Linked DNA regions of Homo sapiens: region 2 is linked to region 1. Evidence: chromatin loops called from intact Hi-C (ENCODE). Cell type or tissue: MCF 10A. All regions are shown on one strand. Each heading gives the region's core, and the rest is flanking DNA. Links, peaks and the distances in the headings are about the cores only.

What was found. A loop is a pair of places that touch in the nucleus more often than their neighbours do. Peaks named below come from ENCODE experiments on the same cell type or tissue, not always from the same donor. Only the 100,000 strongest peaks of a DNase experiment are listed, where the experiment ranks them.
Region 2: a loop joins it to region 1, with 4 times the contacts of the local background. A loop is called at or near these places in 4 of 110 quality-filtered maps.

What each region holds. Positions count from the first base shown.
Region 1 is chr1:29,642,400-29,654,706 of GRCh38, forward strand. The region is part of intron 1 of LOC107984934 (a long non-coding RNA gene); the gene reads left to right. Among named protein-coding and RNA genes, the nearest start is that of LINC01756, 300 kb to the left of the region's middle. RefSeq lists an enhancer at 8,574-8,653. In MCF 10A, for the core only: no CTCF peak of the experiment used is centred there; DNase peaks (open chromatin) are centred at 7,382 and 7,752.
Region 2 is chr1:29,571,443-29,583,749 of GRCh38, forward strand. No RefSeq gene overlaps it. Among named protein-coding and RNA genes, the nearest start is that of LINC01756, 230 kb to the left of the region's middle. RefSeq lists a silencer at 9,355-9,551. In MCF 10A, for the core only: no CTCF peak of the experiment used is centred there; a DNase peak (open chromatin) is centred at 5,259.

The DNA of each region.
Region 1 (12,307 bases), core at 2,885-10,884:
AAACCCAAAGCTGCCATTTCCCAGCAGATTTTAATATTTGTTTAAATCCTCCTTGTTTGTTTAAAGGAAACCACTCCTCGTAAAGTTGATGCGACGTTTATGTAAGATGAGGCAACAAAAATATTTGGTGGAGTGTCTGATGTTCAGGGGCGCTCAGTAAGAGACATCAACACCAGCCTCCAGATAGAGAACGTTCCCTTTGTGCTAGGCCCTCTGCCAATAGGATTGCATCAATCAAGTCACCAAATCCTCAGAACAACCCCCTGATAAGATTCCATTGTTGTGTCCATTTTACAGGTGAGGAATACTGAGGCCAGAGAGGCTGATGCCCGCGTCACTCAGCTAGTCGGTAGATGGCCCTTTACTTTTCATTTTGGGCTTCAGAGCCTGACAGCCAAGCTCTGGGTGAAGGAAGCACACGCAGACCCCAACACCATGACCACCCTCCCCCTGCCACCATCCCTCCATTCCTGCACTCTGCCAAATCCTGAGCCTATCCCCAGATAGCTTCATTTCCCCAGAGAGGGAGCCACTTCATTACAAAGGTCCCTCTCCACAAAGACAGAACACGGAGGCCGATTAAAGCCCGTCAGCCCAGCATCACTTTTGTAATCGATGCTCTGTGACTGTGAATCGGGTGTCTGTCGGCAGCTGCCTAATTTTAGCTGGGTCTTTGCAGGCTTCTCACCAGGCTCACCCACCCCAGTGGATGGGCAGAGAGGTTCTGAGAAGCATCATTGATCTTTTGACTAAAGTGTCCTAATGAAATACAAATCTGCCATTTCTCACAGAGCTGTCTGTCGTGGTGGCACAGAAGAGATGCCACTGGGAGAGCCAGAACCATAATTTCATGTAAAACCCATCTTGCATGGTGCCCTGCAACCCACCTCTTCCTTGCCTTGACCTTGGCCCCCCAGTTCAGTCCTGGGAAATCGATGCCTTTTACTGTTTCAACTTTGGCACAGAGCGATGGGGGAAGAGCTGTCAATAGGTGTTAAAGACATTCCCAGTTGTGGGCAAGCTCCCTGTTAGGGGGTCCTGGTCTCTGGCAGTGAGTTGGCACTGCCAACATGTTTACTTGCATGGGGGAGATTCAGTGCCCCTGGCCGTGGGCATTCTGCCCAGTGTAAGTGACTAAGGAGGCAGCAGGGGTGAAGGGTTTTCAGGGCATCTGGAGTCCCTGGAAATGTAAAAAAAAAAAAAAATTGTCCATGGGGCGAAAGTGGGTAGAATAAGTAAATGCTGTCTTCATCTTGCAACCAGATAGTGGGGACTTTAGAAAAGGAGGGAGAGAGAATAGCAACTACCACTTGGGGACAGATGTTATGGTAGGACCAGGTCATCAGATGTGACTTGGGAGAAGATCCTGGGGCTCCAACTATTTCATCATGGAAGTGGGACCTCTAAGACCCAGGAAAGGAAGGGCAACCTTTTCCATGATCACCCCACAAATCAGTGGCAGGAAGAGAGATACAGATGTCCCCAGTTAGATTTTCAGCTTCTTAAGAGGAATTGTCCCTGTGCACAGAACATCGTGGAAAGAATATGATTTCTCTCAGCCAGCACTGAGTGTGCCCAACAGTCTAGATGAGGGGTCAGCAAACTATAGCCCATGGGCCATATGTGGCTCCACAGTCTGATTTTGTAAATAAAGTTTTATTGGAACAGACACATTCATTTACCTACTAAGTGTCTAAAGCTGCTTTCACACTGTAACTGCAAAGTTGAGTTGTTTCAACAGAGATGGTATAATACACAAAGCCTAAAATATTTACATTTTATAATTAAATATTTCAATTAAATATTAATTATAATCAAATATTTACAACTGTATAATAAAATTAAATATTTATAATTAATTACAATTAAATATTTAAATCTGGCCCTTTATGGAAAACATTTGCTAACCCCTTGTCTAGGTCCCTGAAGGGATCTTACACATAATTTACACAATGGTTTTATGTACATTTTAGTGTTATTATTGAAGTCAGAAACTTATTTTCAAATGGATCTGACATAGATTCCCCAAAATCTAAAATTAGAGCAGCAAAACTTTTCAGATTGCAGTGGAGAGGGGGCTGAGCCTGCCCATTCCTGGCCTCCTCTTAGCCTGCTCTGGTCCCCAAGTAGAGGTACTGGATAAAATATAGGACACCTGGTTATGTTTGAGTTCTAGATAAACAATAATTTTTTAGTATAAGTATGTCCCAAATATTGTATGGGGCATACTTACACTAAACAAATATTCATTGTTTAGCTGAAAGTCAAGTATAACTGAGAATCTATCCATCTTATATTTTTATTTGCTTAATCTGGCAACTCAACTTTTGAGCCACCACAGAGGAAGAACCTAGGTGAAAATGATTAGCCTCTGGAATAGATTTCAAACTCAGCTTGCCATTTCAAGTCTGGCCTTGGCCAAACTCTGCAGCGTCATCACCTGCCCTGACCTTCCCCCACTCCTTCCTGTATTAGTCCATTCTCACACTGCTGTAAAGACACAGCCGTGAATGGGTAATTTATAAAGGAAGGATATTTAATTGACGCACAGTTCTGCATGGCTGGGGAGGCCTCAGGAAACTTACAATCATGGCGGAAGGAGAAGGGGAAGCAAAGACCTTCTGCACATGGTGGCAGGAAAGAGAAGTGCAAGCAGGGGAAATGCCAGACACTTATAAAACCATCAGATCTCATAGGAACTCACTCACTGCCATGAGAACAGCAGGAGGGAGAATGTCCCTATGATCCAATCACCTCCCACAGAGAAGCAGATCTCTCCTTCAACACCTGGGGATTTACAATTCAAGATGAGATTTGGGTGGGGACACAAAGCCTAACCTTATCACCCCCCCATCCTTCACTCTCCAGCTCCACGGAGCTCTTTTTTGCTTCCTTCCACACCGCTGTTCCCCTGCCCAGATGCCTCCACAGACCCTGATCCCCAAGCTCAGCCTTTCTGCTTGGCCAGTTCTGCAGAATCACCTCTCATGAGGTGTCCATCTATAGATTCAGCAGGTGCAGGTAAACAGAAGCCAGGAAACCACAGATTCAGAGCTCCTGGCTTAGAGTCATTGTGGAGCAGGGATTCATGGAGAGGAGTGTAGGCAAAATCACGGGCATTTTTAAGCTACTAGTCAGATCTCTCTTTTTCTTCCTGAACACATGGAGTTGAAATCACAAATTATCCTGTGTCTACACAGGGCAGTGAGCCCTTTAAGGGCAGACATGGTATCTTTTTCAACTCAACTCTGCGGCTCCTCTTGTGATCCTGTGAAAGACAGGAAGGGAAAAGCAGTTCAAGAGGGAGGCCCAGCAGAAGCAAAGGCACCGTAGTGAGGGCGAGTGCCGCAGACCCCGGGAACAGGGCAAAGCAGAGGAGGAATGAGAATAACAGGAGGGACAGTAAGGCCCTGCAGAGAGAGCTGGGCTTAGCATGGGGCCCACGTGCATGTGGATTCTGACTGCCCACTTCTGGCTGCTTCCCTGAGCCTCTGTTTTCTCACCTATAAAATGAGGATCGTGATCGGCGCCTCACAGTGTTATTGTGGAGATGAAATAGGAGAATGTATTAGGTTGAATGATAGAAAGTTGTTGCTATTTCAACCTATATTTTCAGCCTACGAAATTGGCAATTTCACAGTGATTACCCTAATATATAGAGTGTTAATTCCTTGCATGGTGCCTGGCACATAGTAGATGCTCATTTTAATGAAAGCTCTTATTATGAAGGGTAACTACAGTGGGCCCTGCCTGCGGGCTAGGGCAAGTTTCCAGAGAATCCCAAAGCCAGAGCAATGAAGACCCCAGGAGGAGGTTGGCGTCCCTCTGCAGCCCTGACCGGCCCTTCTAGGGATGGGCTGTGCTTTTGAATAGTTAAGGGTCATGGCTTCTCTGCATCAGAGACTCCTGTCCCTGCTTTAACCTTCCCCTGCTAACCTGCCGAGAGCCTAGCATTGTCTCAAGTGGCACTGAAAAGCTTGTGGCCCGGCCTTGTGGCCTGGAGGATTTCCAAGGTGTCACCACCAAGCAGGTGCTGGTGGCATCTCAGAGCAAGGCCTGAGGGGCTTCTGCCTTCTCTCCAGGGGATTCCTCCCTGCTCCTTTCCAGAAGCTCAGAGGCTTTCACTGGTAACGTCAGGCCAGGTTCATGTGGGAACTGGATTTCTGGAAAGCAGACCTTGGCAGGGGCCCTGGAGAACATGTGAATTTCCCCAGTGACTGAGCTCCCATGGCTGCCTCTGAGGAGTGAAAAGGGGAGTGGGCAGGAACAGGACAGGGAGGGGAGAGGAGGTGATGGGCCCCATGAGGATATGGCCACTCTCATTCGCTCCAGGTGACTATTCAATGGGGCAAAATTATCCCCGAATCCCCTTTATCTCCATTAAGTGCTTCTAGGAAAGACTGACTTGATATTTTGGGTAGGTGGGAAGAAAAGTGAGAGACAATAATTTTCAATAGAAATTGCAGGATGAAGAAATCTCAGTGATTTCAGCTTTGGGTGCTTTTTTTTTTTTTTCTTTTTTTGAGACGGAGTCTTGCTCTGTTGCCCAGGCCGTAGTGCAGTGGTGCCATCTTGGCTCACTGCAACCGCTGCCTTCCAGGTTCAAGCGATTCTCCTGCCTCAGCCTCCCGAGTAGCTGGGATTATAGGCGGCTGCCACCATGCCTGGCTAATTTTTGTATTTTTAGTAGAGACAGGGTTTCACCATGTTGGCCGGGCTGGTCTCGAATTCTCGAATTTCTGACCTCAGGCGATCTGCCTGCCTCCGCCTCGCCTCCGAAAGTGCTGGGATTACAGGTGTGAGCCATTGCACCCAGCCTAGCTTTGAGTGCTTTTTAATGTCTCTAAATGGCGCCAGGTGAGGTGAGAAGCCAGGTCTGACACCCAGCCCTTCTGCAGAAGGTGCTCCAGGGTCCCCTGCATGTCCCTGCTCTGGGTGAGGGACCGGAGGCAGGGAATCTGGGTCCTGGTGTCATCCTCTGGAAAATGGGGATAACAATAGTACTCATCCCCTTGGGTTGTTGTTTGAAGGGTTTACCACACTGTTTATCCCACTCAGGACATTTTGGCTACTCCTACTATTATTTTATTATTATTATTCCTACAGTGCCCCCAGAAAAGTTGTGCCAATTCTTGTGACAGATGAAAGATTCTAAAAGCACCTCCAGAGTGCTTTAGACACAGATATGAGACCAAGTGAGCTGGCTTCTTGTCGTCTCTGACACCACACAAGATCTTACTGATCTAACTCTCTTTCTGAGTCTCAGTATTTTCATCTGTGAAATGTGCTTAGGATCTTATGCAATGGCTGACAACCCTTTTAGGTGATGAATTTGTGAATACAGATGTCCAGAAAGCAAGGCACTCTTTTAAATAGAACAGACAGACCTTTTGCAATCATTCAAATGACTCAGGAAAACTTGTTGGATGAAGTGAAGATAAACCTCATGCCTGGCTCATGATTTATTCTGAGTTATTTTTTGTCTACTGTACTTTCTATATATCCATTTGTTAGTTTAATATGCATTTATTAGAAAGCACCATGGGCAAGGTTGGGGTTTGGGGAGACAGAAATTCATTGTTTTGGGCAGTGGGAATGCAATTGTGAAAAAGGTAGACAAGGACTCTGCCCTGAAGGAGCTCACATTCTGGAGGGGGAGGTGGGATATAAGTAAATACATCAATAAATAGGTTGATTTCCGACCATGATGAGAGCTACTAAGGCAATAGCTGCAGATGATGTACAGGATTGAGGCCTGATGGACAGGAGGAGGGAAATGTCTGATAGGATGATCAGGGAGGGCTTCTCAGAGGAGGTGATGTTTGAATTCAGCCTTGAACAATGAGGAGCCAGCCATAAGGCTGCTGCGGGGGAAGAGAGCCCCAGGCAGAGGAACAGCACATGCAAAGCTCTGGAGGTGAGTGTGAGCTCGGAACTCAGAAAAGGCTGGTGTGGCTGGAGCGTAGTAAGGTGGGGAGAGCAGTAGGAGATGAAGTCAGAGGTAGAATTGTGAGGATTAAAAGTTCTCAGCCAAGTTTTCAGCACATGGTAGCTCCTTTTTAACTGTTACTTATTATTACCTATGATCACAGTGCTGAGACCTCACTTGGGTACAGGAAACATGGGTAGGATTAGAGAGAGGAGAACAATTTTGAGGATCTTGAAGTTCCTCCTGGACCCATGAATTTGTGAAGAAGAGGCTTGCAAAAACTTTGCTCATTTTAGTAGGGTAAATACTTTCACTTCTAGTCTTGTTTATATTATTAATTGGTTTAGCAAAACAATTCTTCCCATAGCAAACACAAAGGTGCCCAGAATTATGATCAGTTTTCATTAGTGAGATTTTATTGTACTTCAAAAGACAGATCTAAGTTTCCCTGTGAAAATGTAAAGATTAATTCAAGACTCAGAACTCATTTTTTTTTTTTTTTTTTTTTTTGGTTTTGGAAGTATCTGACAGTATTCTAATATTAGCAAAATTGTGAATTCAGCAGGATTTCACTTTTATATGCTTGGAAACTTCTCTCATCCTAGGCCCCTCTGCCTCCCAGGATGCCAGTCTCCTAGGGCTCTTCTAGGACGGCCTATCCAGGGTCCCCCAGGTTGGCCCTGGTTTCCCAAGGCTAGTCTTTTCCATGACTTACAGGACTGGAACCAGCGTTAAAGGTCAGGGAGCCCATTTCACAGACGAGGAAAGCAAGGTCAGAGAGGGAAAGAAACTACTCTTAGGATGCCTATCAGGAATACAATCTGGGACAAGGACATCTCCTCAAGGCTTGTTAAACCACAGCACATGGAGCGCAGCTGCTGTTGCCAGATACACAAAAGATCAGTTCTGCCAATAACTGGAATTAATTCATTAATGGATTCATTCTAAAGACATTCATTGAGCTGACAGGGTGCCAGAAAATGTGCAAGACACTAGTGAAACAGAAGAGAATAAGATTAAATCTCTGTTCTCAAGGGCAGGGAGTCGGGGTAGCTGGGCAGGGGGGCTGTGAACCGACGGAGACCAAGCACAGTATGCCAGTGGGCAGGATGGAAGGTTTACCAGAGAAGGTGACACCCAAGACTGGCTTTGCTGTGCAGGTGGTAGAAGTCATCCAAGCCAGAGGGAACCCCTGGGCAAGACCTGCGGTGGAGTGAGTGCGCAGCACTGAGGACCCTGCAAATATTCAGATGAGTCAGGCTGAGTGCAGTAGGGGTGTAGCTGGAAGGGACTGGATAGGTAGCCTGGGGCCAGATCACCAAGGCATTTGAATGCCTGCCAAGTGCTCAGTAACATTCCCTCCTCTCTCCATTCTGCAAAGAGCCCTTCATTTCTTTCCTGTTTGCTCCTTGATACTCCATGTTATTTTGGTTGCGTTGCCAATCCACTACCTCCCTTCCCGCGTAGGAGTGAGCATGTGACCTGGAAGTGACCAATCACAAGTTCCCATCCAAGTGGCTGCTGCGATTGGTGCAGAGGCAGGCACGTGGCTCAAGCCAGAGCAAGCAGAGCCCCTCTGGGGCGTCGTGGGGTCAGGGGTGTGTGTGGGTCATGAATGGATGCTGGGTGGGGAAAGGTCTCTCCTTCCTACGGGTCCACTGGCTGGGTGGCTGTCAGGCTGGTACTATCTTGGGCGTGGCCTCTCCACCCATCTGGCCATTTGGAAGAGAGTATGAGCTGGGCTTTTGACCTTGTATTATGTAAACGGGCTTCATACCCAGGTCTGAGTGCAGAGCCGTGCTCTGATCATGAATTGCCTAATTGCATGCAGTGCTCACCAGAAGCCAGTGCCCACGCACCTGCCTCTCCTGGCTGCCTCCAGCCCTTTCCACCCCAGCCCTCTGCCTTCCTGACTCATCTTTAAGTAAAGGCTTTTCTTCGCCTCCGTGCAGCGCTCCGAAGCTCTGCTTTCCTGGAAGAACTGGGACACCTCTATCCATAGTGTTCTCAGGAAGCCCAGACGTCTCAATTATTCATTAGTCTGACTTCTCCATCAAAGGGTCTGAAGTTCTAGAAAACTTTCTCCAGTAGCCTGCTGTGGGAGTCGCAGGGTCCTACTGTTTAGTGAGCCAGGAAGAGAAATGAGCCTGTTGCTCCCAAAGGGCAGACTGGCTGCTTGATCTAAAATAGGAGGGGAAGAAGGTTGACCTGGTTTGTGCTGGGTTTTTTTTGGGGGGTGGGTGGATGGCCTTCTAGGACTGTACCCCAGGGGGTTGGGCCAGGATTCAAGGCAAGAGCAGGGGACCTCTGGGTGCTGCTGGCACTTGCGGTGGGTGGGCAGGGTGGAGGGGAATGACTGTTTGGAGGAGAATGAAATCCTGCCCTGGCCTGTGTCCATCTGTGCACAGCCCCACGTGAGGGACCCTGGGCCACTAAGGTTCGGTCTCCCCTACCACCTCTGGTCTCTGTGAACTCCAGGACTTCATGACACCCCAGATCTATTTTTAACAAGCTTATTAACTTTAAAAAGTTTATTTGCATTCAGTTTTCACTCAACTAAAGCCAACAGCCTTTGCAAGCTTGCCTTATGGAAACTGAAAGCTGGAAGGGGCCTTAGAAGTCACAAGGTCTAACCCCTTTAGAGGGTTCCCCATGTCTCAGGAGAGGGTCCTATCTATAGCACAGGACTAGAGATCTGTCACATGCTGGCCCCAGGACGCTTCCAGCTCCACTCTGGCCACAGTAGACATTCCCCCAACATGTTATGAACCTGCACTGCTGTGGGCCTTGGCTCCTGTGTTGCCCCATCTGGAATACCCTGAAGACACTTCCCCTCTCCCACCTGGTCCAATTCTAAGCATCCACCATGAGATCGCGTCTCCTCCTTGGAACCTTCCTGATCCCACCAGGCAAAACTAACTGCTCTGTCTTTCATCTCCCATTGAGGTCTCAGCTCAAATGTTCCCTTCTCACAAAGACCTTCACTGACCCAACATCTGATGGGCACTGTCCTTTCCCCACCTCAATAGCATGACCCAGTTTTGATTTCTTCACTGTACCTGTCCCTACCTGGAATAGTCTTGCTGATGCATTGCTTATCTGTCTCTTTCTGCCTCCCCATTCCATGGTGTCAGCTCTTGGGGTGCAGGGACCTTGTCTGTTCACTGCTGCAGCCCAGGCCCCACACAGGGCTGCACAGGGTGGAACCACAGTGAGCCTTTTTGGGGTGAATAAGCCTGAAGTTGAGCCTCCTCCAGATCCCAGGTTCTGTCCCTCCACTGTTCCTGAATGGTTGCTGCTCTGGAGCAGAACACCCTCCCTCACCTTGGCTGCCCGTACTGGCCATGCTGGCTCTCTGGGGCAGCACGAGGAGTTCAGAGCCCCAGGCTGGACCCAGCCAGACCACTCCCCTGTGATGCTTTATGGTTCCTCTCCGGGCTCCTGAGATCAGCCACATTTTGAGAGTTTGGAGAAGGAACGTTAAGGCAGCCAAGTGGATAAATCACATTTTTAAAAAATGGGCCAAACATGGATTTACACAATAGCTTGTGACAAATGCAGCTTCAGGGGATGATCTGGCAGGAAACATCCACTTTTCCAAAGGGCACCACGGCCCTGGTAGAAATAATGAGGGCTTTTTTTAGGATTGTAATTATTCCCAGGTGCTGACAGGCCAAAGATCTGATCACTGCTGTCACTCAGCACTCACGTGTGCACCCAGCAGGCTCTATTCTTGGGACTCCAGGTAAGCGTCCTGCTCCCAGGGGTGGCTGGCATGTCCAGTGTACGTCCTCGTGGTTCCTGACCCCCTCCTGCCCACGCACAGTCTTGGAGGGAATAGGGCACGGGAGGCTCCTGTGAGCGCAGGGCCAGGGAGGCAGCAGATCCTTGGCCAATGGTGTGTCTTTTCTCCTGCCACAGCTCTAGGGCAGGGGAGGCTTCAGGGTCTCCTGAATGTATCCAACAGGCTCATGAGGCTGGGGGTGCAGTGATTAGTGATCGGGGCTATGAGGCTGTTGCTCAGCAGAGAAATAAGGGCCCCTACTGTACAAGCTGGAAAAGGCTGTGGTGGCTGCCCACCTGATGCTTTGATGGTCCTGAGCGGGGAATAGAGGCCTATGGGAATGCTGAAGGCTGAATGACGCGAGTGTTGGATTCTGGGAGAATTGTCAGTGCCGACCTCTCTGCAGGAGGGATGGACTCACTCATGTGGTGCAGCTGCAGAGGGCCAGGCACAGCCCTTGGCCTTGGCATCTGTATTAGGCTGTCCTTGCATTGCTATAAAGAAATACCTGAGGCTGGGTAATTTACAAGAAAAGAGGTTTAACTGGCTCACGGCTCTACAGGCTGAACAGGAAGCACAGTGCCAGTATCTGCTTCTAGGGAAGCCTCTGGAAGCTTGCAATCATGGTGGAATGCAAAGAGGGAGCAGGCAGGTCACATGGCAAAAGCAGGAACAAGAGATAGAGAGTCTGGGGGAGAGGCCACACACTTTTAAATGACTGGAATCTCCTGTGAACTCAGAGAGAGAGCTCACTTATCACAAAGGAGGTGGCCCAAGCCATTCATAAGGCACCTGCCCCCATGATCCAATAACCTCCCACCAGGCCCCACCTCCAACAGTAGTGGATTACATTTCAACATGAGATTTGGGTGGGGACAAATATCCAAACTATATCAGCATCTCACTCAGGGCTCACAACAGCCCTGTGAGGTATGTGTTAGCCCATTTCCCAGATGAGAAAAGTGAGGCTCAGAGAGGCTAAGCGACTGGCCCAGCATCCCCTGGTGAATCCCTCCTCCACCTTTTCCACCTGGAAAAGACACCCAAACTTCCTGGCTTGTGCACCAGCCAGAGATGCCCCAACCCCACCACTCCAGGGCTGGAGTGTGAAGGGGGCTGCAGGGCAGGCCATGGGACCTTGGTTGGGTTCTGCTCACTGGGAGATGACTGAGGACCAGTGGCGTCTCTCTCCTGCCCCCATGCCACAACTTCCTGCAAATCAAAGGGAGATTGAAGCAATTATATGGACAGCAAGGGTGAAGATTATGGCTCTGGGCCAGTGCCTGAGTGGCTCACAGAGCTCTGGGACCAATGGGCTTCATGACATCCCTGCTCAAGGCAGCTCTGCCCCAGGCCCAGAGCAGCTGCTGGCTCCACTCATGCCCGGCTCCACCCATCCTTCTTGAATCCTAGAGGGCCCACTGCCCCGAGGAGCCCTCCCTCCACACTGAGCTCCCCTAACTCTGCCTCAGCCTTGAGGGGGATCTTGGTTCTGTACCCATCAGTTCCCCTGCACTGGGGGAATTCAGGACCCTGGACAAGATCCTCAGGGGCCAAAAGTTCAGGAGCTGAAGCTACTATCTGAAGGACCCATCTGGCCTGGGTCCTCTATCTACTGCCTCCACCTTGGACCAAACTTCACTATATCTGCCTAGACCCTGCAATCGTCCCCAATATGTCCCCTGTCTATTCTTGTCCCCTCTTCCCATCCATTTCTATAGCAGCCAGGAGGTTCTTCATAAAAGTTGAAGCAGAGTAAGTCCCTCCCCAGCTTAAACTCTCTAGAGGCTTCCCTATTGCACTTCAAATGAAATCTGAATGCTCATCAAGGAGTATCCACTATCAGTCAGGGTCTTAGCAGGGAGCAGACCACCAAGGACCAATGGGAGAGGGTGATTGAAGGGAGGGTAATGGAGGGCAATTCACCAAGGTGTGGCAGGGATACAGGAAGGCAGCAGGGGATGGTGAGGCCACTGGGGGCCGGCAACAGTGGGGGGCTGTTTCCATCCCGGTCCAGAAAGAAGCTGTTACCAGACCTCAGAGAGAGCTGCAGCCTCAGAAGAGGGGTCACCAGATGGAGCTGGGGCTTCAAGAGAGAAAGAGAGCCATTGCAGCTATAGTTAAGAGGGAGGGAGCCAGGGAATAAGCACCCAATATCTTTCTACTCCTGTTACTTGGTCTCCTCTGGTGCTTCTAGAACACACAGAAGCTGGGGCACAAGAGGGCACAGGAGCCCTATTGATGCCATCCATTCAGATCAGTCTCCTGGCAGGAGGCTGAGGTTGGGTCTGGAGGGCACTCAGAGGATGGCAGCACATGTAGCCCCAAGGTCCACCCGATCTGCCCCTGCCTGTCCCTCTGACCTTGTCTCCTGCCCTCTGCTCTCACTGACTGTTTCCACTACACTGACCTCTGCTCAGTAATATGGTTTGGGTGTGTGATCCCACCTCCCACCCAAATCTCACATCAAATTGTAATCCTCAGTGTTGTAGGTGGGGCCTGGTGGGAGGTGATTGGATCATGAGGGTAGTTCTCATGAATGGTTTAGTACCACCCCCCTTGGTACTATATAGTGAGTGAGTTCTCAGGAGATC
Region 2 (12,307 bases), core at 1,936-9,935, 72 kb before region 1:
GGCCCCTCTAGGCTTCTCGCCACTGGAGCAGTGGGAAGAAAATGGGCCCCGGAGCCCACAGACTCAGGTTCAGGTTCAGCCTCCAGCACTCACTCAATGTGTGTCTTGGGCAAGTGGCTTAACCTTTGTGAGCCCCATTGGTTTTTCCCTCTGTAAATTGGCAAGCTAATACTGAGCACATAGGGTTATTGTGAGGACTTCATGAAGGTACATCAGATGGAGGCAGATTCCTGGGCTCAAACGACACTTTCGAGGCATACTTGGGGGTGGGACTCTGAACAAAACAGAGTTTTGTTCTGTTCCTCGCTGTTCCTCGCATCCTTATCTGTAACATGGAGACTGGGAGTCTCTGCTTCATAGGATGCTGTGGGGACTCCAGGACCTAAGAGAGCCCTCAATGCATGTTAACTGGCATTGTAACTTTCATCATCATCATTATTGTTGTTATTATTACTCTGTTTGCAGGCAAGCACCCCATCTTATCTTCCTGCATCAAGCCTCTGGCACAGGGTCTGGGCATAGTAAAGACTTGACACTCACCGGAGCAGGAAGAGAAGGGACCTGGGAGCAGACTGCCTGGGTTCAAGGTCTAGCTCCACCACTTCTGAGCTGTGTGGCCATGGACAAGTTTCTAAACCTTTCTGAACTTCAGCATCTTCATCTGTAAAATAGGCGAGAGGAGTGGATAACAATAGGACCTCCTTCATGGAGTTGTTGAAATAACTAAGTGAACTAATGCATGAAAAGTACTTAGCACAGTGCCTGGCACACAGTAAGTGCCAAGCCAGTGCTAGCTTTGATTCTTCCTGGCCCCAAAGGAATGTTGGCACTGAGGGGCTTCTAAAGATCTCCTTTTCAGCCACTACTCTGCTTTGAGATGAAGAAACTGAGGCCAAAAGACATTAAATTAAACGTTTGGCAATAAGACAGTATATGGCTGTGCTAAATTATGCAGGGCAGACAATTAGAGAACAAAATGATCTGTAATAAAGGGCTAATTGGGCGGGACAGATGCTAAGTGGACCAGGAGACTGAGATGAAGGAGAGAAAAATGCAGCCTGGAACGAGGATGGCCTCGGCCAGGGCCCAGGTGTTCTTGTTAATGACATTGATGTTTCCTCCTAACACAGCCATGCATCCTTACTGTGAAGCATTTGGCAAGTGAAGGCATTTATATAAGAGAGTATATAACTCATCTTGTGTCTTGTCTTTCAAAGATAGTAGTTTTTCCTGATTAATATCTTTCTTCATTTATTTGTCTCTTCATATACAAGTATATATTTTCATAATTGCTTTCCCATTGGCATGGCTGTCAGGATAGACTAGGATATGATTAAAAAAACAAGCAACCCCCCAAAATAACAAAGATTGTTTCTTGCTCTTGCTACATGTCCTCAGTGGTCTGCAGGGAGGGCGTGGTCATCACAGACAGCAGGGACTGTCACCGATGGAGGCTCCACTGTCTGAGGATGTCAACGTCTCCACATGTACTTCTAAAGTCACCGTGACAGGGAAGGAGGACAGGGGGAGCTGAGCGCTGACTCAAATGCTCTCACCTGGAAGGGACACTCACTGCCTCTATTCATACTTCATTGTCCAGTGCAAGTCTTATGGCCACCCTGACGTGAAGGCCGCGGGAGATACCGTTCTCCTCCGGGTCCAGATAAAGAAGTGGATACTGGTGGACCCAGCTGTGTCCTTCCATGTGCAGATACAGATCTGAGGCTTTCCTACCTGACACTCCAGGCCGATCAGTTTCCCATTGCATTGTATATTCTTGGAAATTGTCCATGTGATTAGTAATCTATAATTTATTTAACAATCTCCTATGTATATAATTTGGATGGTTATATTTTTTACTGTCATAACACTGCAATAAATATTTTCATTCTTCAGCCTTCTAAATTTCTATTTTGTTAGAATAGCCTCCTATAAGAGATGTTGGTAAAATAGTATGAATTTATAGAAATTACACGTGGCTAAGACTTAGGGAGTGAATAGTCTTCCTGGTAAATGGGAGGTTGTGAATGATCAGATCACTTGCTCTCCTTACCAGCACTGTCACTGGGTCAGCAGGAAGGTCTCTCACAGCAGCTCTGCTGGCCAAGGAGGGGAGCGCCTGGGCTATGGGCTCAGGACCTTCACTGTCCATGCACTGGCAGTAACTCAGCTGGGCCAGTTGGCTCTCAAGCCTGAGTCCACCCCTGTAGGATGAGGGCCATGATGCTCTCTGTCCGATTCACTCTTCAGGAAACAGGATCTGCGAGGGGCCTGGTAAAGTGCAGACCTTGTCGGGGTTACCAGTTGCTAGAACCATCCTTATCCAGGTGGGAGGCAGTGGGTGGTGTCACATGGCCAAGCAGAGGCGGGGCCAGTGGAACCCCCCTGTCTTGCCCAGGCTCTCCTTCCTCATGTGGCTTTGTGCACCTTATGGCATCTCAGAGATATGTGGAGGGAGTTGGGCACCTCTCAAGGGTGGAGGAAGGGGTGGCACCAAATTCCCAGATGACCATCAAATCAGGATGAAAGTTGTGAAAGTTATCTGTGCAAAAATGCTAGGCTGAAAATAAAAGCAAGAAAAGCCTCTGTCTCCTGTCCTGAGAGAGATTGTGTGGGAACAGCCAGTGCCTAGGGGGCAAGAGAGGCTGAGCAGGGAAGTGAGCAGTGAAGAGTCAGTGTGGGCAGAGTCACTGACCTTGGTCTCCCACCCAGGGCATTTGGGGCAAGTTTGGCCCCACCTCCTGCATGGCCAAGACCTACATCTCTGGATGGAAGTTCCACATCCCACAGCTGAATGGAGAGCTCTGATCCTGTCTGGCTTCACACTAAATGATCTCTGAGTTTTCTACTGGTGTCAGTCCCATTTTCCTGGGCAGGGGTTGTGGGGCTGAAGGCCTCAGGGCTGGATGGAGAAAAGGGAAAAAAAATGCTATCACAGGAGATGATGAGGCTGGTCTATTAGTAAGTGGATGGAACCAAGTCCTAGTGAAGAATTTGCTTAAATGACTTGTTCACAGCATCTCCCTGTAATCGCTCTCATGCTCCATGGACACTTTTCTTATCTCCATCCACCCCCGTACCCCCACAATGCTTTAGTCTTTTTTACCACTTTTTTGCTTAACAACAAGACAACACTGTTTGCCACATCATCTTCATAAAGATCCTCCAAGAGAAACGCAGCAGTGCTGACTGTGGAACCAATGAAACCGTTTTGTAAATTACTGAAAGTGAGGAGAAATTAGAGCAGCATTTATGTCTACTGCAGCTGGAGATGGAGAGAAAGGTGGTCTGGGTGGGGTTGAGGCTGTGGGTGGAGAGTCTTCCTTAGTCATAGTAGTGGAGGCAGCATGGACAGTGGAGAGAGTCCTGCACTGGGGGCCCAGGGCCTGGAGTCAGGGTTCTGCTGGGTACTGAGCTTTGAAGAACCCCTGGGCCTCCACCTAGAACCCTCTGAATGTGCACATAGGTGTGTAGATATATGCAGTGCGTACACAGACACATGCAGCCACACACAGATTTACACAGACACACAAAACACACACATAGATCCACATAAACATCCCCCATGCACATGCAGACACAATGACAAACATTGCGTGCACACACATGCACACTGGAATGCATGTGCATGAATTCACATTACAGGCAGACACATGTCCACTTGGCCAAGGTCAGAGACAGAGGTAGATTTTGAAGCCTGATCTGCAGGAGAGGTGAGCCTGTCAGGCAGAGGGGAGTGGGGGGCTGTGAGTGTCAGCACCCTCCCTCCCACCCATGGGGTGGATCTGAGTACCTGGACAGTGCTGCCATTCCCACCCTCTCAGGAGTCAGGAATGCATTCTGCTCTCTCAGCCCTGAGGAGTCCCCTGCCCTGAGTCCCCACTCCTGCTCTTCCCCTGACTGCCCTGAGCTAACAGGCACAGATACTGCCCTCTCTGGCTCCTTGGCCAAGAGTAAAGTGCTCTACGCATGTGACAATATGCAGCAAGTGCACAACTGTGCCAGGCAGGACTTGGCCCTGGTGACGGGTACAGATTTGTCAGGCTAAGGATTTGCCAGGGCACCAGAGAGTCAGCAGCCAAACAAGGATATGACCCACCTATTAGGTAATTTTCTGCTGCCCTTGACCTAAGGATGTGTGATTTCAAGGGAGGAGGAAGCGTCATTCCGATGAGAGCGGAGAGGCAGGAAAAACACGCTGTAGAGAGAATAAAACAGGTGCATGGAGAGAAGTGGAGATGAGCTGCAGGGTGGGGTGGGCAGGTGAGTGGCTGTCTGGGGTCCCAGCTGGCATTCCAGGCCCTGGTTCCAGGCTCCGGTAGGCTGGTCTTCTGTAAGTTCCATTAGAAACTTCCCCTCTTCCCTGCCCTCCTCCAGCCTAGTACAATACCCCTCCACACACAATTTTTCTTTGCCTAAGCTAGAATGAATGGTTTTTCTGTTACTTGCAAAGAGCCCTGACTCAGACACCAGGCAAACCTATTTATTTTTAAAACTCCTTAAAAAAAAAGCATCATTTCCAACAATGAATGTATTTTGCTCAGAGAGGCCTTGTCAAATAAGAGGAATGAGGCATTTGCAAACCTACATGAAAATTAAACCCACAATCTGGGTACACACTTGTTTGACAAGTGATAATTAACTGTTGACAATATAATTCAGTTTGAATGCAAGTGTGTTTTTCATTAAAAAGTAATCAAAGAAGAAGATATATGAATGGCCAATAAATCAAGAGAACATGCTCAACATCATTAGTCATCAAATAAATGCAAATTAAAGCTACAATGAGATGCCATTCTACACCCACCAGACTGGCTAAAATTAAAAAGACTGAAAATAACAAGTATTGGTGAGAATGTGGAAGAACTAACTCCTCATACATTGCTGGTGGGAATATAAAATGTTAGACTGCAGAAAACAGTCTGGCATTTTTTTTTTTTTAAAGTTAACATGCATCTACCATGATCCGGCCACTCTGCTCCATAGGTGTTTATCCAAGACTCTATGCTTGACTGTGGCACTCAGCTCTCCCGCTAAAAAGATTTTCAGAATAGGTGCTGAGTGTCCACCGCTCCCTGCTGGGACTGGACGTAGGCTCTGGAAAGAACGCTGGGATTATAGGTCTCTGTGCCTTCTGTGTGTCTCACAGACCAAGTGCAGTCCTTAGCAGGTGGATCAGCTAGTCTACCTCTTGCTAAGGGACCAGCTTCCTCCTCTGGGCATGCTCGGGCCTGAATGTGCCCGCAGCCAACTGGCAGGGCACCAGCATTGACTCCAACTCAGGGAAGGAGATGGGTGTCTCATCTCTCCAGCCCCTACCATACCACAGGTCCTGCAGGTGTCATATCCTATTCCTCATTTTACAGAGGAGAAAATGGAGGCTTAGAGACATGCACTCACCCGTTCAAGGCCACACAGCTGGTGAGGGACCAAATGGAGAGAGAGGTGAACTCTGACTTGCCTGACTCTCAAGTCTGGGCACACACGCTGCCACTTCCCCTTCCTTTAATCCATTCAACTCCTCTGTGTCTCAGTTTTCTCATCTGTAAAATGGGGATAAAAATGATACTTGCCTCACAGGTTTGTTATGAAGACTAAATAAATTAACGCACAGAGCAGTGCCTCGTACATAGAAATGTCTCAATTAATATTTGCTGTGACACTTATTAATTAGTTCAGATAATAAATAATATCATTATACCACCTTTATTCCTTCCCTCTACGGGGCTAATTGGCTTTTCCCCCTTAATCATCTCTGTATCCCTCTCTGGACTTTGTCCTGGAAAGGGACCCTGTGACATTGAGAATAGGGTGGGCATGTGTTTCCTAGCCTATGCAGGTTAGACTCTCAGACAGACATCTGAGAAACCAATAGCCGAAACTGCCAACCACTTAAAAGAAGAATCTAACAGTGTGAAAAGGGCTTTAAATGCCCGTGTTTAATTGCGTACAAGGAGTTTGATCTCATTTCATAGGAGCCACTTCTATTTCTCTTTCCTTTCTGGAAATTCTTCTTCTAAGAGCAATTTGTGATGATCAGGGACAATTTGAAGAATGTGGCAAACTTGAGAAGGGGAGTCCCGCCTCCCTCTGGGGCTGCGCTTCTCCAGCTCTCCCTCTCTTCTGGAAGCAGCAGAAACCCCCAGGTCATAAAGGCAGGCTGGATGCATGGCGTTCCCCCTGCGGGATGGACAGCAGGGATGCATCCAGTCTGTGATCAAGGGACCTGCGTTCTGCGGGCAGCCTCTGTGGGACTGGGTCCCTGTTGTCCCTGGAGTGGAAGAGTTGGGCTCTGAGATCACTCCGCAAGCTGAACTCTTGTCAAAGCTGGCCCCCTGTTGGGGTCAGTGTGGACACTCAGGCACATCTTATTTCCTCAGAGCAAAGCTCCTGGCCCCTCATTCAGAGCCTGGCGATAGGTACTTTATCACAGTCCAAACGGCTTTTCTCACCTCTCTAGGCTCACAGCTGCTAGAGGCATCAGACAGAAGTGGGAGAGGGGCCGAGTGAGGCAGATACCGAGGGAGTAAACTGGGTGGACGGATGGGCCGGGAGTGAGGCAGGATCTGGACAACCACGAGCAGACGGAGGAGCATTTGGTGAGTGGCCATGTGTCTTTCAAACCATATTGTGTTTATAAAGGCAGTTTACAAAACACACAGTATGTGATAGGGTTAATTTGTTCTTCCAACCAATGCCTACTGAGCACCTATTACGTGCCAGGCCCCATGCCGGTGCTGTGATGCACCGAGAAGCGAGACTCGGTCCCTACCCTCAGTTTGGGGAGGGGGCACACGTCAAGAAAAGACCCCGTTGCCACCCCACAATGAAGGATGTGCCCTTGCGGTGGGGACATGGTGGGGGTGTCTGTGTGACTAACGCTGACTCTGTTCCAGGCCTGCAGTCAGATCTCCTAATGTCCTAGTGAGTTTGGGGATTTAGGGAATCATCCTCGTTTAACAGGGAAAGTGACCAAGGCTCAGATGGGGAAATACTTGTCTGATCTTCTGGACCCAGGTTTTCCGAGTTCTCAACCCGATCATTGGCCTCAGTCAGCAACACTCGGCCTCGGGGTCTCACAGGACGATCGCAGCCACAGCCTCAACCCATCCTCATTCCTGGGCCACGCTGCCAACTTTCTCATACTGACATTAATTACACTTCCTGGAGGTTAATTTGTAAGGAGACAGTAAAAATGTGTTGTTTAAATAGTGATTACTAAAATCATCCTGGGGTTTTGCTACATAATAGGTAATTATCTGTAACATAATTGGGAAAACAACGCAGTCAATTCCGTTTAGCTCTTTCCACAGAACACAGAGTTAATCCTGGGGAGCATACTCAGCATACTCAAAAAAAAAAAGAAAGCTCAGTGTGACTGCTGGGGTGGGGAAAGGATTGGAGGGGCCTGGCATACTCAGTGTGATATTTGCTCAAGCATACTCTTATTACATCTGAATTGAAGTCACTTTAGGAACCTTCGGTGGGAGGAAAACATGCTGATTGGCTAAGACCTGGGTCCCAGATGTCTGAGTGGAGACGCTTTCCTCCAAAGTGGGAGTTTTCTGCTCCACGAATGACACTGCCTCATGTCCAGCAAGAACACATTGAAACATTTGTCCACGTAGGCCTTAGGCATTTGCACAATTACTCTTTCGCTTATTGTTTTTTTATACCCATTCATTTGGCTCTTTGGTATTTTTCATTTGTTCATTTTTTCTTTCATTCATTTTACTCATACAGCCATCATGCGTGAATGTATTCCTTGATGCACACCTTGGTTTATTTGTTTCTGCTTCCATTGATTGTTCTTTCATTTTGTCACTGCATTCATTCATGGATTCATGGTTCCTCGGTCCATTCATTTATTCAATGCTTCATGCAGTTGTCAATTTGTTCATTCGTTCATCATTCAACAATGAATGATTTGATCATATACAGTGTGTTGGGTGTGTCTGTCAGGTGTGAGTGCAGCCAGGCCCACTGGCATATTCTGGGCATTTCACTAAAAAGGGCCCTGGGGCTTATCTTTTTTTTTTTTTAAAGCAAACCTCTTAGTGTAGCCTAATGAAATGTGAGACTTACACAGAAGAGAGTACACAAATGGTAAGCGTATGGCTAAAGAACTCTCTGAAACTAAATACACCTATGGGACCAGTGCAGATCGAGAAAGAGAATGTTACCAGGACTCCAGGAGTCCCCTCACACCCCTGCTTGTCACTCTTCCTCTAGGTCAGGACAGGTGAGAAGCGCCCTGCCTTCTAACCCTGCGTATCATCTGTGCCTGTTCCAGAACTTCATGCAAATGCACTCACACTGTCCGGTGCTCCTATGTGTCTCATTTCCACTTTGCTCAACATCATGTGTATGTTTTATCCAGGTCAGCGTGTTAAGTTGGACACTGTTGATTCTTATTGATGTGTGATGTTTGTATGTTGTATGAATATGCAGCTATTTGTTTACCCATCTAACTCTAGATGAGATCTGAGTACTTTCCAGTTTAGGGCTGTTAGGAACAGGGCTGCTATGAAGTTCTTGCAAGTGCTTTTTGGTGAACATATGGGTGAATTTCTGCTGGGCAGATACGAGTGGAATTTCTGAGTCATCAATTACACACAGGTTCAGCATCAAGAGAGACTGCCGAACAGTTGTGCAAAGTGGTGCCTCCAATTTAGACTCCCACCAGCAGTGTATGAGGCTTTGCCCACCGACTTGTCCCTGAGCAACCTGCCCTCCCATGACCTTACCTCATCCTTGGGCTGCCTCAGGTCTCCTGGCCCTGCTGCTCAGTTTGCCCTCCCAGTCTTTGTCCTTCCCTGGGTCTTTGGTGCAGGACTCTCTGCGCCTGGGTCCTGCTGTTGGCTCCTTCCAGGCCTGGTCCTGGAGACACATTCTCAAGCCACTCTGGGTGGCATCATCTGGGCCTGGTGTTGCCTGGCTGCCTTCCCCACACTGGGGCCTTCCTTGCTGGAAGGGACCCCCTTGCATCCTGACCAGCCTTCTGGGGGTCCACGGATCAGGTGCTCTACTGAGCACTGGGGGTCTTTGTTAAACCAAGTATGGGTCCTGCCCTTGCGGCGTTCATAGACCAGTGTGGAGATAGAGCCTGGGCTTATCTTCCTATGCTTCAAAGGTGGGCAGTTGAGTCTAAAAGGAAGAGAGGGACAGAAAACTTCATGTAGAGAGAATGCTAGACCTTGGCATGTGATTTACTGGAGGGATAATGTCATGGGACAGAAGGTGCAAGAACTTTAGAGTTGATTGGTCCTGGGCTCAAATTCCAGTTGCTCCACGCCCAGCTGTGTGATGGAAGATGCTAGCACCAATCTTGGTGGCACTGGCAGTGTGTCCAGGAGATGCCCAGCAGGCTGTGGGAAATGCAGAGACTGGGGGAAAGGGCCCTGGAGTTAGCGCTGGTAGATCTGGCTTCACCTCCGGACCCTCCCTGGAGGCTGTCGCCAGCAGAAACCCCCTCTCGTGCTGTTTTCTTTCTCTGACTCACAGTGTGACCTTGGGCAGGTCCTGCCCCCTCTCAGAGTCTCAGCTGTCACATTTGTGAAATGGAGATAATTCACCTCCTGGGACTATGAGGACTGAGACGATGGAGGTGATGGTGTCTAAGCAACTCTGCGGCCTCATTCATCTGGGGCAGTCACGGCGTTCTCACCTCAGATGATGTTTCCTCTCACTCTTGTTATCCTTCCCTCCTCCTTCCCACGCTGTGCTCATTTGCCTTCTTTCATCCTAGTTTTAATTTCACTTATTATAATTTTATATTAGAAGAATCATCAGAGACCAGCTAGCCCCTCATTTTACACATTGGGGAAACTGAGGCACAAAGAGAGAAAGTAATGGCCTCAAGATCACGCAGCCAGCTGCAGTTCAGCTCCTAGCTCCACACAGGAGCTCCAGCCCCAGAAGGATGAATATCCTCACTTTGATGTGGCGCCTACTCTCTACACTCCAGGAAGATGTCCAACCTTGTCTAGGAATTTCCTGGCTGATACTTGCAACAAGAGCAAAGCCCAACAAGTGTGAAGTCAGTCTTTGAAAAGCTGGAGGCTAATTTGTCCTGGAGCTGTATCTTCTCTTTAGATCCCAACAGTAGCTACGTTTTCTGATCTAAGTGGCTGTCAGTTTCATTCCAAATAAGGTGCGCTTGATCTGCTGCCTGTGTGAATATTGTTTGCTATTACATCTAGTTTAAAAATCCCATTGAAAAAGTTGATTACAGAAGAAAGGGTTTGATTTGGGAAAATTCAAGTGTGTGTGTGTGTGTGTGTGTGTGTGTGCGCGCGCGCGCACGCGTGCGCGCGCATGTCTCCCAACATTTATTTAATTTTTAAACCAAGAGCAAATCATCTTTAAAGGCTACCTTCCTCTTAAAAATAATCCAGATAGGCCAGGCACGGTGGCTCATGCCTGTAATCCCAGGACTTTGGGAGGCCGAGGTGGGTGGATCACCTGAAGTCTGGAATTCGAGACCAGCCTGACCAACATGGAGAAACCCCGTCTCTACTAAAAATACAAAAAATTAGCCTGGTGTGGTGGTGCATGCCTGTAATCCCAGCTATTTGGGAGGCTGAGGTAAAACAATCGCTTGAATCCGGGAGGCGGAGGTTGTGGTGAGTCGAGATAGCGACATTGCACTCCAGCCTGGGCAACAAGAGAGAAACTCCGTCTCAAAAACAAACAAACAAACAAACAAAACTCCAGATAGCTGTCACTCAGGTACATGTGGAACCTGTGAAATGTGAGTGTTTTATCACTTAACTAAGCCTTTCTCCACTGCTGTGAAGACCTTGTGAAGACTCTCCCCCTGCGCTGCACCACTGGCAATTTCTCTTTGCAGCCTGAGGTTTGTTTTTGTTTTTCTTTGCAATTCCCTCTGAGAGTCTGGATGGAGCTACTGAACTCAGAGAAATGAGGCCAGGTAGCTTCAGGATTTGGCTTCAGAGTTATCAATACCTTCAACTAACTGATAATAATAACAGCTGTTATTTCTACAGGGCCTATTGTGTGCCAGGCACAGTGCTAGATGCTTTTTTGTTTGTCTAACTATTATTCATTATCTACGACCCTCACCACAACCCTGGAAAATACATGTTTGTCTTAGCTCCTGCTCTGATTTGATCTATCCACTGCCTGGATGGTTGCAGGGGCTGCCCAACCATCTGCCTGATTCCACTCTCACCCGCTGTGGTCTCCTCTCTACTGAGCAGCAGGAGGGAGCCTTTTAGAATGCCCATGCAACCACTTCCTTCCTTGCTCACACCCTCCATGGCTCCCATCTTCTCCAGGTTAAAGCCAGAGTCCTTCACTGGTCCCCAAGACCCTGTGACCTTTCTGGCCTCACCTCCCTAGCACCTGTCACTCTGCTGTCTAGGATGTCCTCCCTAGATGTTCTCATGGCTCACACCTCTTATGATCAAGTTGACCTCTAGAGGTTAGAGTTAGGCTTGGGTGATATTTAAGAATCTGGTTAGGTTTTTTTTTTTTTTTGAGTTGGTGTCTTGCTCTATTGCCCAGGCTGGAGTGCAGTGGCGTGATCTCGGCTCACTGCAAGCTCCGCCTCCCGGGTTCACACCATTCTCCTGCCTCAGCCTCCAGAGTAGCTGGGACTACAGGCACCTGACACCATGCCTGGCTAATTTTTTGTATTTATCAATATCTTCAACTAACTGGTAATAATAACAGCTGTTATTTCTAGTATTTTTAGTAGAGACGGGGTTTCACTGTGTTAGCCAGGATGGTCTCGATCTCCTGACCTCGTGATCCACCTGCCTCGGCCTCCCAAAGTGCTGGGATTACAGGCGTGTGGCACCATGCCCAGCGATTCTGGTTAGGTTTAAGGGCAATGCTCCTGCAACATTTCCTACAAAGCCCGCCTAGGGAAGGAGGTAGTGAATGCTCTCTGGGCATCTGAGGGCATGGGCAGAAACAAGCTAGCACAGCACAGAACATTTTAAGGACCGATCATTTATCTTAGAAAAAAGTCATGTTAATTCTTATTCCGTTCCATAATATTTGCTTGGATTAAAAAAAAAACCCTCCTACCAAATCGTTGAGTGATGTTGATGTTTAGGAAGATTGGCTCATGGTTCAAAGAGGTGCTGTGCCTGGGATACCACCAACTGGAGCAGCAGAGATCTAGGGGTAGGTGAGGTAGGATGAGGCTGAAACTAGAGGTGGCACAGAGGGCCTTTGACAGGTGACCAGCTCCTGTCAGGATCACTGGCTTTGGTGCAAACAGGAGCCTTGCATAGGCTCATTTTAGCCTCAATTTCCTCATCTTTAAAAGGGAGCT